Linked DNA regions of Homo sapiens: regions 1, 2 and 4 are each linked to region 3. Evidence: chromatin contacts called from ENCODE Hi-C data. All regions are on one chromosome and are shown on one strand. The core of a region is the stretch at or near the end of the contact, and the rest is flanking DNA. Distances in the headings are between cores, read along the strand shown. Region 1 holds the start of LYSMD3 (LysM domain containing 3). Region 2 has its middle 78 kb from the start of RPS23. Region 3 holds the start of RASA1 (RAS p21 protein activator 1). Region 4 has its middle 35 kb from the start of LUCAT1.

The links. A loop is a pair of places that touch in the nucleus more often than their neighbours do. Pooled maps may share reads with other maps.
Region 1: a pooled map shows a loop between it and region 3 (8-fold over the local background). The contact joins the promoter of LYSMD3 here to the promoter of RASA1 in region 3. A Hi-C loop is called at or near these places in 11 of 50 pooled maps.
Region 2: a loop to region 3 is called in a pooled map, with 4 times the contacts of the local background. The contact joins the enhancer-like site here to the promoter of RASA1 in region 3. A Hi-C loop is called at or near these places in 2 of 50 pooled maps.
Region 4: a pooled map shows a loop between it and region 3 (4-fold over the local background). The contact joins the enhancer-like site here to the promoter of RASA1 in region 3. A Hi-C loop is called at or near these places in 5 of 50 pooled maps.

What each region holds. Positions count from the first base shown.
Region 1 is chr5:90,527,973-90,532,600 of GRCh38, reverse strand. It overlaps LYSMD3 (LysM domain containing 3), which reads left to right and starts at 3,017. Exons shown (of 3, transcript NM_198273.2): 1 at 3,017-3,153. RefSeq lists enhancers at 2,361-2,620, 3,246-3,746 and a silencer at 2,731-2,980.
Region 2 is chr5:82,354,247-82,358,890 of GRCh38, reverse strand. No RefSeq gene overlaps it. Among named protein-coding and RNA genes, the nearest start is that of RPS23, 78 kb to the right of the region's middle. RefSeq lists an enhancer at 1,105-2,304. Within about 2 kb of position 1,795, at least 26 of the 41 ENCODE cell types and tissues checked have a DNase peak (open chromatin) inside an H3K27ac peak, as active enhancers do.
Region 3 is chr5:87,264,776-87,269,132 of GRCh38, reverse strand. It overlaps RASA1 (RAS p21 protein activator 1), which reads right to left and starts at 1,250. Exons shown (of 25, transcript NM_002890.3): 1 at 143-1,250. The coding sequence starts at 681. RefSeq lists enhancers at 479-528, 286-1,173, 1,227-1,521 and silencers at 709-888, 1,229-1,478.
Region 4 is chr5:91,277,117-91,281,450 of GRCh38, reverse strand. No RefSeq gene overlaps it. Among named protein-coding and RNA genes, the nearest start is that of LUCAT1, 35 kb to the left of the region's middle. RefSeq lists enhancers at 50-991, 734-993, 992-1,933. Within about 2 kb of position 1,295, at least 39 of the 41 ENCODE cell types and tissues checked have a DNase peak (open chromatin) inside an H3K27ac peak, as active enhancers do.

The sequences.
Region 1 (4,628 bases), core at 1,768-4,267, 3.3 Mb before region 3:
CAATTTTAACTTCATCTGAGATTACTTAAAGTATTTCCTTATTGTCCAACAGTTCTTTCTAGTTCTGCTTCTGAAAAGTAGAAGCTGGATAGAAAAGGCTGCTATAAGGATAGAAATAGGAATAATAGGAAGGAGGAGAGAGTAAAAGAGCAGGGTTGAAAGAAATCAGAAAGAGGAAAATCAAGAAGACGTGTAAAAAGAATTCAATGTTTTGTTACCCTTTCATTTTTTGATTTATAAGAGAATTGATCTGGTTCTTTTCTCCAGACATTTGCCGCCTGAATACAAAGTACAAACAGACTCAGGAATGACTAAGAGATGGATGGTTAACTATAGGTTAGCTCCAGAATAAACAAGTCCAGTTACTTAGAAATAAAATGTGTTAATTCTTAATATAATAAAAGCATGTAGTAATAAAAATTCAGTCTATATAGAAAGTTCTAAGAGGAAAAGGCAAAATTTCCTGCCTACTCCCCTGCCATGTCTAGTCCTTTTCAGCCACTGTTAAAATTCCTTGAGTGACTTTCCAGATAGAAAAATTAAGTGCATCTCTCTGCATATATGTGTGTGTGAATGTGTATGTGTATATGTGTGTCGGTGGGGTACGGGGGGTAGGATGAGGGATGCTTATTTGAAATTTTATTCCATAGAAATAATATCATACCTCCTATTTTTTCTTCCTAAAATAGACTAAAATACATTTTAAAGATCTTTCTACACGCTTCAGTCATTCAAGCTCCATAAGTAAGGGGAATTTGTCTTTTTAAGCACTGTTTTTCTTCAACAGAAACTTATTAGGTAAATGAATGAATAAATCAGCAAATGCCAGATTAACTTCACTCTTCTGAAACCAAGTATAACATTATATTGTTTTAATGTACCGGAAGTATCAGTCAACTACTGATAAACATTTAAAATATTTTCAGATTTTGGCTATTACTGTGCAAACATTCCTGAACATATCTGTTAAATCTTGCACATATGTGTCTGTAAGTAAATCTAAGGTAATTACTTAGCAATGTAATAGTTCAGTCAGTTGCATTTAAAATTTTGATAGATATTGCCTAACAGGTTGCATCAATTTACACTCTCACTTCAGTACAACTTCTACTCTAGGGCAACTCACAAAAACTAAACGTTAGTGACTAAAACACATATTCCTAGAAATGACATATTCTTTCATCTATAGCGTTTTAACAGAAACTGTGTCAGGTGAAATCTTGAAACACTAAAAATCCTTTGGCTCTGCTGAGCACTGGGGACATCCTTTTTCTCAAAGACAAAATGCTTGTTCCTACTGGCCGGCTTTTTGGAACTTGGCCAAAATTCACGCTAACTGCTTCTTTTGTATATTCTAATAATAAAATATAATCCTATTCTTCCATTTTTATAAAAAGTTTAATATTTGCATCCTTGTTAAATACAAATAACTATTCAAGAGCATGCAGATATCTTTGAGAAAGTTATTTATATGAAGGATACAGGTATCGGTCCTATAGAAGTGCTTGAAATCTATCACTTTGGCTCTCACATTAATTCCGCTGTCTATTGACATTAAAATAAGAAAAGTAACCTATAGACAGAAAGAAGGTTGTATTCCCATTAACATTCATGAGGGCTAAGCAGCCGAAGTCCTACATATCAAGCAGGGAATATATCCTTTGTCTGCTGATGAGAGAACGTCTCAGTGATAAATGGTTACAGACAGGGGTGTCATGAGGGCAACAACACACAGAACAATTCAGACAAACTTTTTAAAAAAGTCTTCTCCTGCAGTTTTTTTTTGTGGCGCTGGGAAGCACAGTGCCTATCCCTGCTAATAAAAGAAAACTATTGCAATGCAAAACTCCTAACCTTTGCAGAGGCACTTACCAGAAAACCAAAAACATACTCTTTGAAAAACAATTTAAAACCAAGCTTCAAAGGCTTTCTAATGTATAAATATTCAGACATTCTGAAAAGCACTGCTCTGCACCCTGCACCCCAGCTATTTGTGCCTAAAATGGATATTGTCGTAACAGTTAGCATGGTTGTCAAAGTGCAACGTCTCTAATATCAACACTGAGAGACATCAGACTCATTAAAATGCTTTACATTCATTAATTAGGTTGGTGCAAAAGTAGTTGCGGCTTTTGCCAAAGTCATACATAAATTCAAACACATTATGATACTCATTTAACACATTTGTGATAAAAATCATGTATGAAGTCATGAGTTTATTTAATAAGCTAATATTCCATAGAGTCCAATGGTGACTACCAATGACTCAGTTAATTTTCAAACCAAAATAAGTTAGATTACAATTTGTTGACTCCCTTGACTCCTCGAGCCAGGGAAAACATTTCCTGGGGCCTGACTCTAGGTGGCTCACTTCCCTCACCTAAAAACAGGAAGGGTGAGACAACCCCCTCCAACCCTCGTCCTCGGTCCCCCAAGGATTTCTCTCCAGAATTCTGCCTCTTCTGCAGCAGTCTGGAGTCTTCAGCATGAAAAGGGTAACAAACATGGCGCAATTTTCTGAAACCGTGATGTCAACAGTGTTTTTGAGGTGTCCTTTCCCACCCTAAAGAAAATTCGAGATGCACAGCAAGAAAAAAATGCAAGACAGCTCCCCGACACATCCTGAGCCACGCCTCGTCCTCAGGGTGCACCCGACAGTCTCTGCCAGCGCAGTGTGGACGCTGGACAAAGACGCAGCCAGTAGGTCGCTGGTGGTCGCGGGTTGGATCCGCTGACTTGGCCACCAAATCTTTTCCTCGGGGAGTGAAGCGGCACGGAAGGAGCGGAGTCAAGGGCGGGGCTGGGGATTGGACCCGCCCCCGGGCCCGGGGATTGGACCCGCCCCCGGGCCCCGGAGGAGTCCCTGCGCCTGCGTGCCGGGCGTGGACCTGTGGTTGGACTCCCCCGTTTTGGGCTGCCCTCCGCGTCCTCCCCCGCCCCTTCCCACCTCCGCCCACTTGACGCGATGACGCATCTCAGGTTTGCGGACGTGGCGGCGGCGTACGGCCCGGAAGGCGGAGACGTTGGCGGCAGAGGCGGAGGCGGACGGGGTCAGCCCAAAGCAGAGGCTCGGCCATGAACTTACCCGGGACAGCGGCGGCGGCGGACCTTTTGGCCATCTTCTCGCAGAGTGCTCCCTGCTAACGGGGACAGGTAAAGATGGTGGCAGGAGGTGAGGGTAGCCCGGTCCAGGAGGGCGGGGTTGAGCCCCAGCTGCGTCCTCACGGGAGGCGCTGAGCCTCGGCCACAGGTGTGGTGGGGGCTGCAGGGCCGGGCTCGGCCCGTGTGGCGGACACCCCCGAGACAGGGAAGAACTTCCAGACCAGCCCTGCCAGGCCCTCTTGTCACACTGTCGGGGAAACTGAGGCTCAGAGGAAGGACGCCTACCTGCTGGATTACCTGGGCAGCTAATTTCCCACCCAAACACAGCATTTCTCCCACGACTTTATGTTGGCGTGAAATATTCGCTGACGGCATCTTGTCACATCGTTCAAGTGTCATGCTGTGACAGAAGACTCTGAGACGTAATCTTCGCTGACGATAGCAGGGAAAGAAAAACTTGACGTGTGGAATACAGAGGGAGGAGGTAGTTAAGTTTTAAAAAACAAAATTGTCCCTGGCAGCGGATAGGGTGCCTTTGATTCTGTCCCTTTGCAGCTTTAACTTGTGCCCTGTGACCCTCTTATTGCACCTTGCTTAGTTAAAGAAGGTCAAGGCGAAACACCCAGCAGCCATTCTACAGTACGAAGGTGTTTGGGAAACCGTTTTCAGTTACAGACTGAGCTGAAGAATGCTTTAACACTGTTTTGTGGCCCCTCGTAATCTAGGTAGCACGCAGGCTTGTTCCAAGTTTCTGAAAGGGAGTTCGTGCCTTTTTCCTGCTCTAAGAGAATTAAGAGAGGTGAATAGAATTGAGCCAGATGACTTAAATATTATGTATTTTCTAATCTCTGAGTAGTAGACTGGAGTGATCGCCTGGGTCAGTCTGTTCACTTCGGTTGAAGACACAGCCAGTTCTTGATCATTCAGAATACCCAGATTTGTAACACGATAGTCAGCTGCCTGCATTTCATTATAAAGGGGAGTGGAGAGATAGTGAGACAGGTGAAGTTCTGACCTTTAAATTATATTTAGAAATATATCGTGGAGAGAGGTTGATAGAAACAAGTATCTAAAATGGCTTTGGGGCATTGCTTAGTGATTTTCAGTTAGCTGCACTACTAAGCCAATTTTGAAGTTCTAAGTACAAATTATTAGGGTGAAACTGTCTAACAAGACACATAAGTAGGTCGGTATAGCCAAGTGTAAATTGCTGTATATTAAGTCTTAACTTTTTTGATCATGGATGCCTTTTGAGAATATGAAGCAATGAAAATTCTCCCCAGAAAAATATACATATGTATAAAATTTGCCTGGAATCTACAGGATTCAAAGACATTCCCTAGGTTAAAGACACAAGATTAAAAAAAGACCTGGTTAAATGAGTGGAAATAAAACTGTTATCCTTGGAGGAAAAGATGTGGTCATGACTTCAAAACTGCTTTTGAGATATAAAATGTGATAGTTTTCTTTAGTTTCATAGCTGTCAAGTTAGGAATCCTAGTTCTTGGTAATAATGTAGCACTTCA
Region 2 (4,644 bases), core at 546-3,045, 4.9 Mb after region 3:
GAAATTCAGAGCCCCTCTAGTTAACACAGTCATTAATTTACCTTTCTTCTTTTTCTTGATTTATGAAACTGCTAGTTGCAAACTGATGTCAATTCAGAGCAGGAGCCAGGGTGGACAATGGATCTCAGCATCTGACTCTTTTGGAGCAGCTGTCTGAACCACAAGGAAAAATAATCAGGCCTGAAGCCAGTGGGAGAATCATCATAACAGACAATACAACCCATTTGTTTAATGAAGAAAGAGTTAGGCAACCTACTAGAAACCACAGGCCTGATCTACATTTTTCAAACTTACGACCATGTCTAGAAAAGTTGCTTAACTCTTCTGTGCTCCATTCTTCCAATGCTCAGAGCTCCATGAGACTCACCTGGAGCTCCCATGTGACTCGATGCCTGCTCCACCTCTCCACACCTGCACAACTATCAAAATAACCAGCAAGGAAAGCTTTATTTAAAAAATGAAGATTCCTTGCCTTCACCCCAGGTCACATCCAGGCCTATGAAATGGGAAATCTGCCTGATGGGGCATTTTAACCAGGAGAATCTAAATGAGCAACCGAATTTAGAAATCACTAGGCGGGAACAGAAAGAGCAAACGCACAATCCAAGAACCACTTCTCCTACCCCTTTGTCCATGACAGACATTAATAATCAACATGAGCACTCTTTCCCTCAGAACGCAGCCAAAGCTCAGGAGGTCCAGGCAGCCACTCCCAGTCAATGAGAGTGGCTGGCTCACAAATTGAAACCTTTCTGCCATCCCTGAGTGAGAACCCAGCAGTCCACCAGTACTGTGTGTTCAGTCGCACATTTCACCCAGCATCTAGAACAGCTCAACGTATAATCCTTTTAGGTTTACAAAATCTTTTCAAACACCTGATCTTCTTTGAGCATCCCAGAAACCTTGTGAAGTTAAAAGGGTATGTATTATTATACCCACTTGACAGATTAAGAAACTGGGGGTCACATTAGTTCTTAATCTTGCCCAGGGTCAGATCGCTGATGAAGAGTAAGGACAGAAAATCCACCCAGATCTCCTGTCTCCTAGACCAGCATTCTTCCTTCTGTAACAAGCTGGGCATGGAGTATTGAGGGCAACATTACCACCTGAGCTTAGCAAAAAACAGACCATACAGCAAACAGTACAGAAGGGGAAGGTGGGCCAAAGAGGTTTAGTAAATTGACCAAGGTCACAAAGCCTTAAAACCAGCAAGCAAGAACCCCAAGCAGGTCTGTCTGATGAATCTCTGTTCTGTGCTCTTCCTGTTTAGATGGTGTGTCCTCCCAGATCAGCACAGACTAGGAAAGGGCCTTTCCTCTCCTCTCCCTGAGTTCACTCTGACACACCCTGCTCGTCTGGCCCTCCTCCCAGACTATTTCCCTTGTTTCCGCTGGTGTCATCCTCTCAGCCACACTCACCTCTCCACCACCCACCCCCCTTTTTGACCCTGCAACTTCCTTCCAAATGCAGGAGGAAACCGCCCAGCTTACTCACAAGGGCCCCAGCCAACAGACTGCAGATAAGACAAGCACCTTGGCAGCGAGACGTGAATATAAAATTGCAAACAGCTTTTGAAGTTACAGATCCGTAATCTTCTAAGCCAAAGAAGAGGGGTTCGCCTCTTCCCCCCGTCATCTGAATCAACACTCCAAAGGACTGAACTGAGTCCAGCCAGCTTCGGATGTGATCTCACAAGCCCGCCTGCCACACATGCATTTCCAGCCTGTCGCCTGAGCAAAACCCCCACGAGGCTTGTCACCACTTAACACAGGGGACATGTTTCTACAGAAATCAAAGCAAAGAGATGTGTTTTGCTGCCCTTTCATGTGGTCAAATACATCCTGACTGACCCGGTTATGCCCTTAGTTGAAGAAACTAAACACTTTCAAGTTTAGAAGGGAAGATGCTCAGGGTTTCTGGAAGACGGGCTGACTCACCTCTACTGCATAGTTGCCTGTAACCTTGGCCAAGTTACTTAATCTTTTTCATCTCAATTTTTCCATCTGTAAAATGGGACTCTACCAATGGCACTTTCCTTTAAGATTCTTGTAATTATTAAAATAGTTGGTTCACATAAAAAATGTAGGGCAATGATACACAGTCAACCATAAATATTTACCATCACTGTCATTTTAAAACAGAAACAAAAGATTTGAGGACGTATCCACATGACCTTTGGAATTTAGATGCATCCCAACAGGTCCCTGTTGTATTTTAGGTTCACAGTAAACAGGTTTTGATGATCAAACCTAAAACTCTGATGTTTCTGTCATTATTATTTTCAATGGAATGATTTGCATAGAATTAACAAAGAATTAACAAAAATTACCAAAATTTCTTTTAGAATTAAGTCAGCATGAGATAACACTGCTTGCTGAGATTATACATACTTCCTTTAAGCTTCTATATAGGATACATTTCTCCAAATTTTCTACAAAAAAGCATGCATTATTTTATCATTGGAAAAATTAAAATAATAGCACATAATAAGATGAAGCACATTATGCCTCGTAATGTATAAACATGGATATCTACAGGAAATGGCAATCAAAGCATAAATGAGTCCACTAAGGTTGCATCATGGCTTTCCCTACTGGCCCAATCGGACATTTTTTTTGGAAAGTTTTAGAGACCTAAGTCTCCACATCCAAATGGAAATGAGCCCCAGATATTACTCATATATTATTGGCAGTACTTTCTGCCCAGAGAATGGCAAAACAAAGAAATTTTTTTGCAAATGGAGGCCACCACCTGGATTTGTGAATGCATGAGCCTCAGCCACACGAGGCCTGTTTAGGGTTGATCTGCCAACTGCACAAAGACACACATACACACACGCACACATGCACAGCCCAAACACTGAGTTTCATTTCCACTGCTTTGTTCCTATGGAGTACTGACAGATATTGGCAGATCCTATTTCACTTTTTTCTCCATGAACTCTGGGTATTTCAGCTTTTTTCTCCCAATTTAAATAGTTAAAAATGTGGCCCAGTAGGGGTACTTTTTCAATGGGTAAAATATTAATTCTTATAAGTCAAAATATGCTAGTGTCCTACAAGCATGCAGAGCAAAGTTTAAAAACTGATGTTAAAAACCCCACTTTGAAGTACATACTCAAAGATCAGGATCTGTAGGGAATCTAATCTGTTCTTAGGCTCTATCAGCTGGGTCATTTGGCATGGGACGAAAGCCCAAGGGACCTCATACGTTGGCTGCTGTTTGGTGGTAAATTCTGAGCTTCTCAGAAGCTGAGACATCTGAGCCAATTCCACATTTGGACACTTCTAATATATTTTTTAAAATGTGTTAAAATACTGCTACAAAAATTATGGTATTTTTCATACATTTATATTTAGCAAATAAATGTTTTTGTCCCAATAATAATTTTAATAACCATATGCACACCATGTTTTGGAGAAAGATTTTAAAGTTCAGCTTTGAGGCCCTTCTTCAATCTGAGGCCCAAGACAAATGGCCCTCTAACCCCACCCCTGTAATGAACCTGAGTAAACTCGAGCAGAAGACAGTATGAGGACCGCATTACTTCAAATGCTGATGTGAACTCAACTCCATCACCCTCCATCCTGGCAACAGTAAAGGAGTGGGAGATCAAAGGCCAGGATGAGGGACTTCAGATCAAGAGCTGCCCAGGACCCATGCAACCCTTGAGCCACATTTTCCAGAACTTGGATAGGCATTTGATGTCCAAAACGAGAAAACATATCCTGAAATAGCTTTCTCTGCTCTTGGAATATCAAGTTGTCAATAGCATTGTTCTGTTCTCCAACTTCCCCCCAACCCCACACCTAGGTTTTGCAATTTTCACCCATAACAAGTTGGTTCTAAGACCTCCAAATTCAAAGCCATCAAAGAAAGATATTGTTCCTCAAAAATTATGATGTATAATACTTGTGTTTCCAAAGCCCCTTTAGGGTGATCAAAAACAGATAATGATAGCAACCTATGTAAATATATGTCAACAGGATGCAAATATGATTCCAGGCTTTGGGCCTTATTGGGCATTCATTTAATGACTACACGGTACCAGGTCCCCTGAAGCATAGAAGCAGAAAAGCAAACCAAAGGCCTCTGGGATTCTAAGTCTTACTAGTAATGAAAGGGAGACGAGGAAAGTGATGCAAGAGCCTTCTGTGAGTGATGTCATGACAACCTCAACATCTCTTCCTCTGTTCAGGGAACATGAAGATGCTAACCTGGCAACTGTCAGTCTTAGCTTCCCACATTCTCCATAATCTGGTCTCACAATGCCTAATACATCTTGCATGTGACAAATGTCCACTGGCCTACATTAGTGCTTTGAAAATAAGTTAAAGCTTGGATTCAGAAAGCCTTTTCATTCTTTTTTAATTCTTGGTGGGTAAGTTTCCTACTTATAGTCTTCATATACGTTCAATTTTTTTTTTTTTTTTTGAGACAGTCTCTCGCTCTGTCACCAGACTGGAGTGCAGTGGCACGATCTCAGCTCACTGCAACCTCCAACTCCCTGGTTCAAGAATCTCTTGAACCAGGCACGCACCACCATGCCCAGCTAATTTTTGTATTTTTAGTAGAGACGGGGTTTCACCATGTTGTCCAGAAGGGTCTCGATCTCTTGACCTCATGATCCACCCGACTCAGCCT
Region 3 (4,357 bases), core at 1-2,500:
ATTCCTACCCAAGAAACCTGAAACTTCAAAAACTTTTCCTAACAAACCACAGATGAAAAGGACAAAGTATGATTTACCCCTTCATTTCCACTTCTTTTCTGGAGCCAGCTTCCCAAATTCCTGAACAGCAGTCTTAACTTACTGGTTAGTTGGAGGAGCGGTCAACGGTATGGCCACCTCTTCCTCCTCGTATTCTGGTCCATCCAGAGAGTCACCTTCGTCCACTGTCCCGAGGCCCGCCCCCAAAGGGGGCAGGTAAGGGGGAGGGGGCAGAGGGGGAAAACCGCCGCCTGGCCCGAGAGTCTCAGCAAGCAACGAAGTGGGCAGTTTGGTGAGAGCCATGTCTCCACTAGGTCCAGCAACAGCAGCACCGGCCACGCCAGCAGCAGCACCAGCTACGCCAGCAGCAGTACCTCCCCCTGTCAGTCCAGCTCCCCCCAGTGCCCCTGCCACAGACCCGGCTCCTAGGAACTCTGACCCCAAAGCGGCTCCGCCACCCAGAGTTCCAGCCACTCCGGTCTCCACCAGCCCAGGATAGGGGGCGGCTGCCACAGGCAGGGCCGCGGGTATCTTCACCCGACACACTGCGGGATAGGCACTGGAGCCCGCTGCCGCGCCGCCTCCTCCAGCTCCGGCTGTTACCGGGCCGCCCTCCTCACTGCCGGCCTCGGCCGCCATCATGTTGAAGCCCGCTCTACTCTGCCCTACCCTGCCCGCCCGGGAGCCCCAGGGGCCACCAGGCCCGGGCTCCGAGCAGCCCCACCCAGACGCGTCTCCCCTTCAGCTCCCCAGGCTGAGGAAACAACAACAAAAGGAGAGAGCCCGCCGCCGCGCCCCCTCCTAGGGCCACAGCCCAGGCTCCCCAGCTGCCTGGGTTACGGGAAGCCAAGTGGGCAAAAAACCCAACGCCTGCACAAACGCCACCCAAACCTCACCGCACACACCCACACTCACGCACACAAACACATGTACAGAAGCGAAAACTTCCTCGCTGCACTAAAGAGGAAAGGAAGCACAGGGAAAGAGGCTGAGGCTGCTACCGCTCCTTCAGCCGCCACCACCGCTTCTTCACCACCCCAGTTCCGGCCACCCACACCGCAGCCACCGCCGGTGCCGCTGCTGAGGCTGGGGCCACTGCAGCCGCTTCATCCTCCACCAGGCAGATGAGAGGGGTGGGGGGGCAAGAGAAAGGGGGGCGGGGTAACGAGGAAATCGACTGAACTGCTCACTACCTGGAGCTCTCAGTGAGTGAAACGGGAGAGAGAGAAAGGAAGGCGGGGCAGGGGAGGAGGGACGGAGGGAAGGAAGGGCGGAGAAGGGAGAGGGCAGCTTGTGCGCAGGCGCGTTCCCGGAGCGGGGGCGGGGGGCCGGGCCGGGAGGAAAAGGAAGAGTCCAGAGGGAAGGAAGCGGCGGGGACGCGCGGTGCGTGGTCGCGCTTGCTGTCCTCCTCCGGTTCCAAGCGTGTGGCGGCGCGGCCGCATCTCCTGTTGGCGTGGCCGGCGGCGCGCGCCTGTCTCCCGGGGCTTTGTTTGATGGGCGGGAGAAGAGGGAAGGGTACCTGAGCACGCGGGTGCTTGGCGCTGTTAAAGCCGGAGAGACCAGAGGGGGACCAGGAGGCGGTGGAGAGGAAGGAGGGGGAAAGGGAAAGGAAAATGCCCAGAAACTAGTTCCGTACTTCCTGACCAGTGGAAAAAACAGCCTTAACCAGCAGCGCAGAAACCGGGCAGGGGTCAGGTAGCTTTGAAGATCGGGGCAGTACTATTAATGTTTTCTTTTTCGTTGCATGCTATAAATCACTATGACTATCTCACACACACACAGTTAAAATAGATTCTGAAACTCCAAAACGAAATAAAGGGCACCATATGAGAAGGGTGAAGAATTTGAGTAGAAATAGTGGTTATGAAGTAAGATTTCTACCAGTATTTGCATACGTTTTTCTTTATCAACTGTCTCATATACTTACCTATGCCATTATAAGTCTGTTGGATACTGATGAAGAGGAGGAGGTGCCACAGAAAACACTAATCAATGCACTTTTGTCCTGGTTTGTGTGCAAAAGACTGCAGGACGTGATCCACAATGCAAGCACCTTCAACAAGTCAAATGTCAAGAATGTCCCAGAATGCTAGTTATAATTATATATCGTTTCAAAAGTAGCAATAAACTGAAAACTCATTTTTAATACAATTAAGGAGAAGGGTGTTATTTTGTCTTTTACACTAAAATGTATACAAACTATGCATTCATGTAGAGGGAGCTTCCCATGGTTTGAAATTAACAATATTGTTAAATTCTCCCAGGAGTGATCCCACATTAAATACCATTGGATATTGATCTTTGAGATCAATATTTTCTGTGCTAAGGATGATCAAACTAACACTCAGGATGGCAAGTGGCTGTGATAGAAACCCAGGAAAAAGAGAAAAGACCACTAAAAGACGTGACAAGATACAGGCAATGCATTGCCTTTGTAAGTTTGCACAGGCCTATTTACCTAGTCAATGACAACAATCCAACTTGATTAGGAGTAGTCCTGGGGCCTCCATTACGCATATCTCTTAGCAGTGTGCTACCTGGGAGAAGGAAGATGGACCAGTCACAGGAGCTAGAGTTCTCAAAGTGAATTCAGGCCGCAACATCCTAGGAATTCAGAAATGCCACCTCAGACCTTCTGAATCAGAAAATATGCAGCGATCCATTTTAACAAACCCTCCAAGTGATTGTTTGCACACTTAAGTTTGAGAACCACTATATTAATGTATAGTATACTAATCAAGAAGGAGGTATGCAATACCTAAAAACGGTTCTGAAAGAAATAATAAATGTCATTCATTAGGTGGGTAGGTAAAATAGGCGGGTTTTGAGTTGCCAAGCTCTGTGCTGTTCTAGAAATGAGAATGAAGTAGTTCCATAATACTTAATAATGAAGTACTACTTATGGTGGCCTCCCTGAGAACAGTTTTCTTTTAAACTTAGACCCTCAGTTAGACAAGACTATCAAAATACCTACTCTACTTACTGTCTGCTGTGTGAACACCAAGTGCAACAATCCCAACAAATCTTAATATAGCCTGTGCTTGAAAACCTCCAGTGTGTTAGCATCCCAATCCTCCAACATTCCTGTCCCAGTCACCACTGTCAGCCCTTGAATGCAGGACATTGAACTGGCAGGTTATCACCGGCTCTTGGTTATCACTGATTTCTAAATGTTCACACACCCTCTGTATGTTGCCTGGGAGTCCAGGTGAGGCTCACTACTCTTACTGCAGAATTACCTCCTCCTTTTTGACAATTCTTTAGCACTTGTAAAGGTCAATATTTAATGCAGTCTAACACCTATCAAATGCTCAATTAAATGTTTTCTAGACTTTTAGGTGTATGTACCTACAAAACTGTACTGCAAATACAACCTGTGGTCTATTCTACTGCCTAGCCCAGTCCTAGGCAACCTCAGTATGCTACTTTGAACAGATCTTCATCCTTTTAACAAATACCAAATTTGATCAGCTCCCATCTTTGGAAATCAATTTCTTAACCAGTAGGAAATAACTACTATGTCTATTTGTAAATCAGCCTTATACCAATATCTTACCTAGTTTTTGTTTAGCCTTAGAGTTAGCCCTGTTCTTTTCCTCCAAAGAAATTGCCACATATTTTTATGAGGTATTTTCAGATATTTAATATATTCCTATTATTGGATAGATCTAGGCTCTAATCTTTACTATTGCTTGTGTACTTTCTGAATCTCAAATACGTTGTCTATCTTTATTTTCATTTTTTCCAAAAGGATTTAATGTTTCTACTTAATTTTTGTCCATTGCCTTTCTTTTCTACCCACCTTAACTTTCTGCCCAGTTAACAAAGGGAAGTAAACTATCTTAATTAAATTCACAGATATTAAACAGGGAGGTATTGAAAAACAGAATAGTACACAAAAGAAAGAAAATTCAAAATATATTTTACCTTTAGTAAAATAAGCTATTATATCTGTGATTTTAGAAAAGTTACTCTGGATCTTGAAACATAGTATTTAATGAAGACTAAATAATAAAAAGTGCTGGACAAAAACTTGTGTATGAAAAGAAACTGAAAATTTAAGAAATGAAGTTGGCTCATTCTGGTTTCATTGGCAACTGAAATATGAATGTGGCCGGGTGCGGTGGCTCACGCCTGTAATCCTAGCACTTTGGAAGGCCGAGGCGGGCAGATCACAAGGTCAGGAGATCGAGACAATCCTGGCTAACACTCCAGCCTGGGTGACAGAGCAAGACTCTGTCTCAAAAAAAAAAAAAAGAAAAAGAAATATGAATGTACTACGTTCCAAAATATTTTATAGTTTTGATATCTTGAGTAT
Region 4 (4,334 bases), core at 46-2,545, 4.0 Mb before region 3:
CTGCACTTCATGACACAATACCTGCTATTAACTCTCAGCATGGATATAAACATTGCCATAATATTTTTTAAAACCAACAATGTATCATTTGCACATTAGGACAACAGAATGTTAGTTAAGGCACAGAAAACACAAAGGCATGGCTACCCTGTTCTTTGGTGACTCCATATCTAATTATTACCACACATGTCTCCAGTCTTTAGACAAATTTAGTTATTATAAGGGTGGTTGGACAAATAGCAAAGATTTGATTTTCATTAACAAAGGGCACATCAGAACCGAGTTAATCCTTCCCAGTTACCCAACATTCAAAGCTTCTAGTGCAGTCACTTTCTAGTCATTTTAGAACCCAGAGCAGTGTGACGATTTGATGCTTAAGTTTCAACACGTTTTATTAATCCATTCTTCTTGTGCTTCATTTAAAATATTGGAAACTATAAAAAGATCAGCGTGTTAATCCTCTGCCAGGAAACGGGAAAAAAAAGTTAAAAACCTAACAACAACACGAAAAGAGCAAGAGCGCTGGAATCTCAGCTTTGAGGAAACACATGGGATGAAAGCATCCGCCCAAGCTCTAACCATTTGTCACATGGGACTCTTCCCCTCGGGGGTGAATCCTGGATGTCCCCAGGATGGAGCGAGGAGGTCGTGCGTGCGGGCGAGTGTGTGACTGCAGGGGGCCTTGGCGGCGCGAGGAGGCGACGCCGCCCCCTCCCTCAGGCGCAGGGAGGGTCTTCCAGGAAGCGGCGGATCTCTGCTGACTCCGCGGCTGCGGGCCCCGGGCTGCGGCCGCCCAGGCCGGCACGTAGCGCCGAGCGTGACTCAGCGCTGACTCATCCGACTCGCTGCCAGTGGATTTCCCCCGTCAGCTGCTCGCGCTACTCCTGTCGCCGGGAGCTCGCAGGACTTCGCAGATACCGCTGCCTCCTTAGTCTTTCCTGAATAGCAGAGCAGTCCTGTCGCTTTAAACAGAGCAAGGCAGCTTTCACTGCTTTTGAATCCCGACCGAGCGGGGCACTGCCGTGCTTTGTTTTCTTTGCCTTTAAGAGTGCAATAGTCCACTAATCAAATTCTTTCATCAAAAGAGTGTTGGGACAAATCCCTGACATCGTCCTTCCACTGTGATTTGGAGATGACCTCCACCCAGGTTTCACTTCCGTTGTACCCAGCTCTCGTCTTATTTTTGTCCCTCATTTTGTGAATTTATCCTCTCACTACGCTTGATAACTAACCTTGGCGCAAACCCACAACTGTGGTGACGCAAATCAGGTTGGAACTTGGCATCGTTGTGTGCGGGCAGTGAGGGACTTACTGTAAAAACTGGGGCCTTCATAAAGGCGTTCTTATTTGCAATCCTACTTGCTGATTAGATACCGTGCTCATTTTCTGTCTGCCACTCCCCTTTGAAAGTTCCTGAGACAGGCCGGGCGCGGTGGCTCACGCCTGTAATCCCATCACTCTGGGAGGCCGAGGCGGGCGGATCACGAGGTCAGGAGATCGAGACCGTCCTGGCTAACACGGTGAAACACCGCCTCTATTAAAAAATACAAAAAATTAGCCGGGCGTAGTGGTGGGCGCTTGTAGTCCCAGCTACTCGGGAGGCTGAGGCAGGAGAATGGCGTGAACCTGGGAGGCGGAGCTTGCAGTGAGTGCCACTGCACTCCAGCCTGGGCGACAGAGCGAGACTCCGTCTCAAAAAAAAAAAAAAAAAAAAAAAAAGAAAGAAAGAAAGCTCCTGAGACAGATTTAGATGGACTGCTAAAACCTGTCCATCTAAATGGACCGGTTTAGATGGACCGCTCCCGGTCGTGCTCATTTCTTCTTCCCCAGAGTTCAATCTGCAGCGCAGCAGCAGGGCAGCATTTCTCTAACTTTACCGTGGACCGCCTGCATCAAAAGCGCCGCGGTAAAAATGCAGATTCTTGAAGCTCACTTCAAATTACAGACTCAGAATGTCCTGGCTGGGTGGGGGCATGGAGGCACCTGTCTGAGGTCGGGGCCTAGAAATAATCCATCGTATTAACCAACTACCTATCAGTGATTCTTAGGTACATTTAGGTTTGACAACTATAGCAAGAGGGCGAGGATGTGAGACATTATACTGGGTAGACTCTAGGACTCCTTACGATATAGAACACTGTGTTCTAAAATTGATGTTTAAGTTTTGATGGAAGGAAAAAATATTTCCAAATTTGGTTTTATATATTATATTGTTTGCTTTAACTGTATATTTATATAGACAAATTTCTTTTCTTTTTTTTTTTTTTTCTTTAAAGAGAGAAGGCCGAGGCGGGTGGATCATGAGGTCAGGAGATCGAGACCATCCTGGCTAACAAGGTGAAACCCCGTCTCTACTAAAAATACAAAAAATTAGCCGGGCGCGGTGGCGGGCGCCTGTAGTCCCAGCTACTGGGGAGGCTGAGGCAGGAGAATGGCGTGAACCCGGGAAGCGGAGCTTGCAGTGAGCCGAGATTGCGCCACTGCAGTCCGCAGTCCGGCCTGGGCGACAGAGCGAGACTCCGTCTCAAAAAAAAAAAAAAAAAAAAAAAAAAAAAAAAAAAAAAAAAAGAGAGAGTCTTTCTGTGTTGCCCAGGCTGGCCTCGAACTCCTGGGCTCAAGGAACCCTTCCGCCTCAGCCTCTCCAGTAGTTAGGACTACAGGCGTGCACCACCACTCGGCTCTTTTTCTTTCTTCCTTTTTATTTTTATTTACTTATTTTGAGACATGGTCTCACTCTCTCGCCTAGGCTAAAGTGAAGTGGTGGGATCTTGGCTCACTTCAGCCTCACCCTCCCCAGAATCAGGTGATAGTCCCACCTCAGCCTCCCCAGGGGCTGGGGCTACAGGTGTGTGCCACCATGCCTGAATAATTTTTGTATTTTTTTAAGAGACAGGGTTTCACCATGTTGCCCAGGCTGGTCTCGAACTCCTGGGCTCAAGGGATCCGCCTGCCTCGGCCTCCCAAGGTGCTGGGATTACAAGGGTGTACCACCATACCTGGCCGGCTCTTTTTTTTTTTTTTTAATTAGAACTTTGTTTATAAAATAAAATCAAGTTTCTATAAATTTTCTTTATTTCAGAGTAATATTTTTCCAATCTGACTTTGTGTCAGAATTACCCAAAGAGTTATAGAAAAACTCTTAATTCCTTGACCAGCCCTCAGGCTTAAAGACACTATCTCTGAAAGTGAAGCCCCCCAAATAGGCATTTTTTTCTTTTTTGACATGGTCTTACCCTGCTGCCCAGGCTGAAGTGCAGTGGCATGATCACTGCTTGCTGCAGCCTCAGTCTCCCAAGGGTCAGGTGATCCTCCCACCTCAGCCTCCCAAGTAGCTGGGGCTACAGGCGTGTGCCACACCTGGCTAATTTTTGTATTTCTTGTAGAGATGGGGTTTTTCCATGCTCCCCAGGCTGGTCTCAAATTTCTGAGCTCAAGTGATCCGCCTACCTAGACCTCTTAAAGTACTGGAATTACAGGCATGAGCCACGACACCCAGCCAAAAATAGGCATTTTGAAATGCTTTCAAAGTTAGTCTTTGAACTTTTTCAAAGTCACCACTATTCCCAAGTAGTAACATCAGTAACTCCAGGGTAGTTGGCCTATATTGTTCCATTATGGTGCTCATTCATCTCTCAGTCTGCAGTGTTTCATTTGGAAATCACCATTTTAAAAATAAAATTATGCTAAAAAGGAATTTGATGAGATAAAAGGAAAAAGAGAAAAAAGTGACCACATAAAATATCAGCTCACTATTATATTCATAAATTCACTTATTTAGAAAACAAGGTTGAAATATTTGTATTCTAAATCTTTTGTGCAGGTGGGGAGAGGGAGTTGATTGGACAATAATCTTCAAGTGTATTTTGAAATTTTTAGGTCAGGTGTGGTGGCTCATGCCTGCAATCCCAACACTTTGGAAGGCCAAGGCGGGAGAGAGGATTGCTTGAGCCCAGGTGTTCAAGACCAGCCTGGGCAACATAGCAAGACACTGTCTCTAAAAGAAAGAAAGAAAAGTAATTGTTTTCCCCTTGGATATTTTGTTTACTTCTTTTCTTTTCCTTCCCTCCCCCTCCCCCTCCCCCTTCTCCTCCTCCTCCTCCTCCTCCTCATTCTTCTTTCTTCTTTAGGGGAGAGGCACAAGACACAAGTTCCATGAATACTTCTTTTCGTTCCACTGGGTTTTTCCATTTAATCTCTGCTAGCATTGTGGCAAAAAGCCAAAAATCCTAGATCTGAAACATGCCTGACAAAGACATCTCGGCTCACTGCAACCTCCACCTCCCAGGTTCAAGTGATTCTCTTGTCTCAGTCTCTAGAGTAGCTGGGATTGCAGG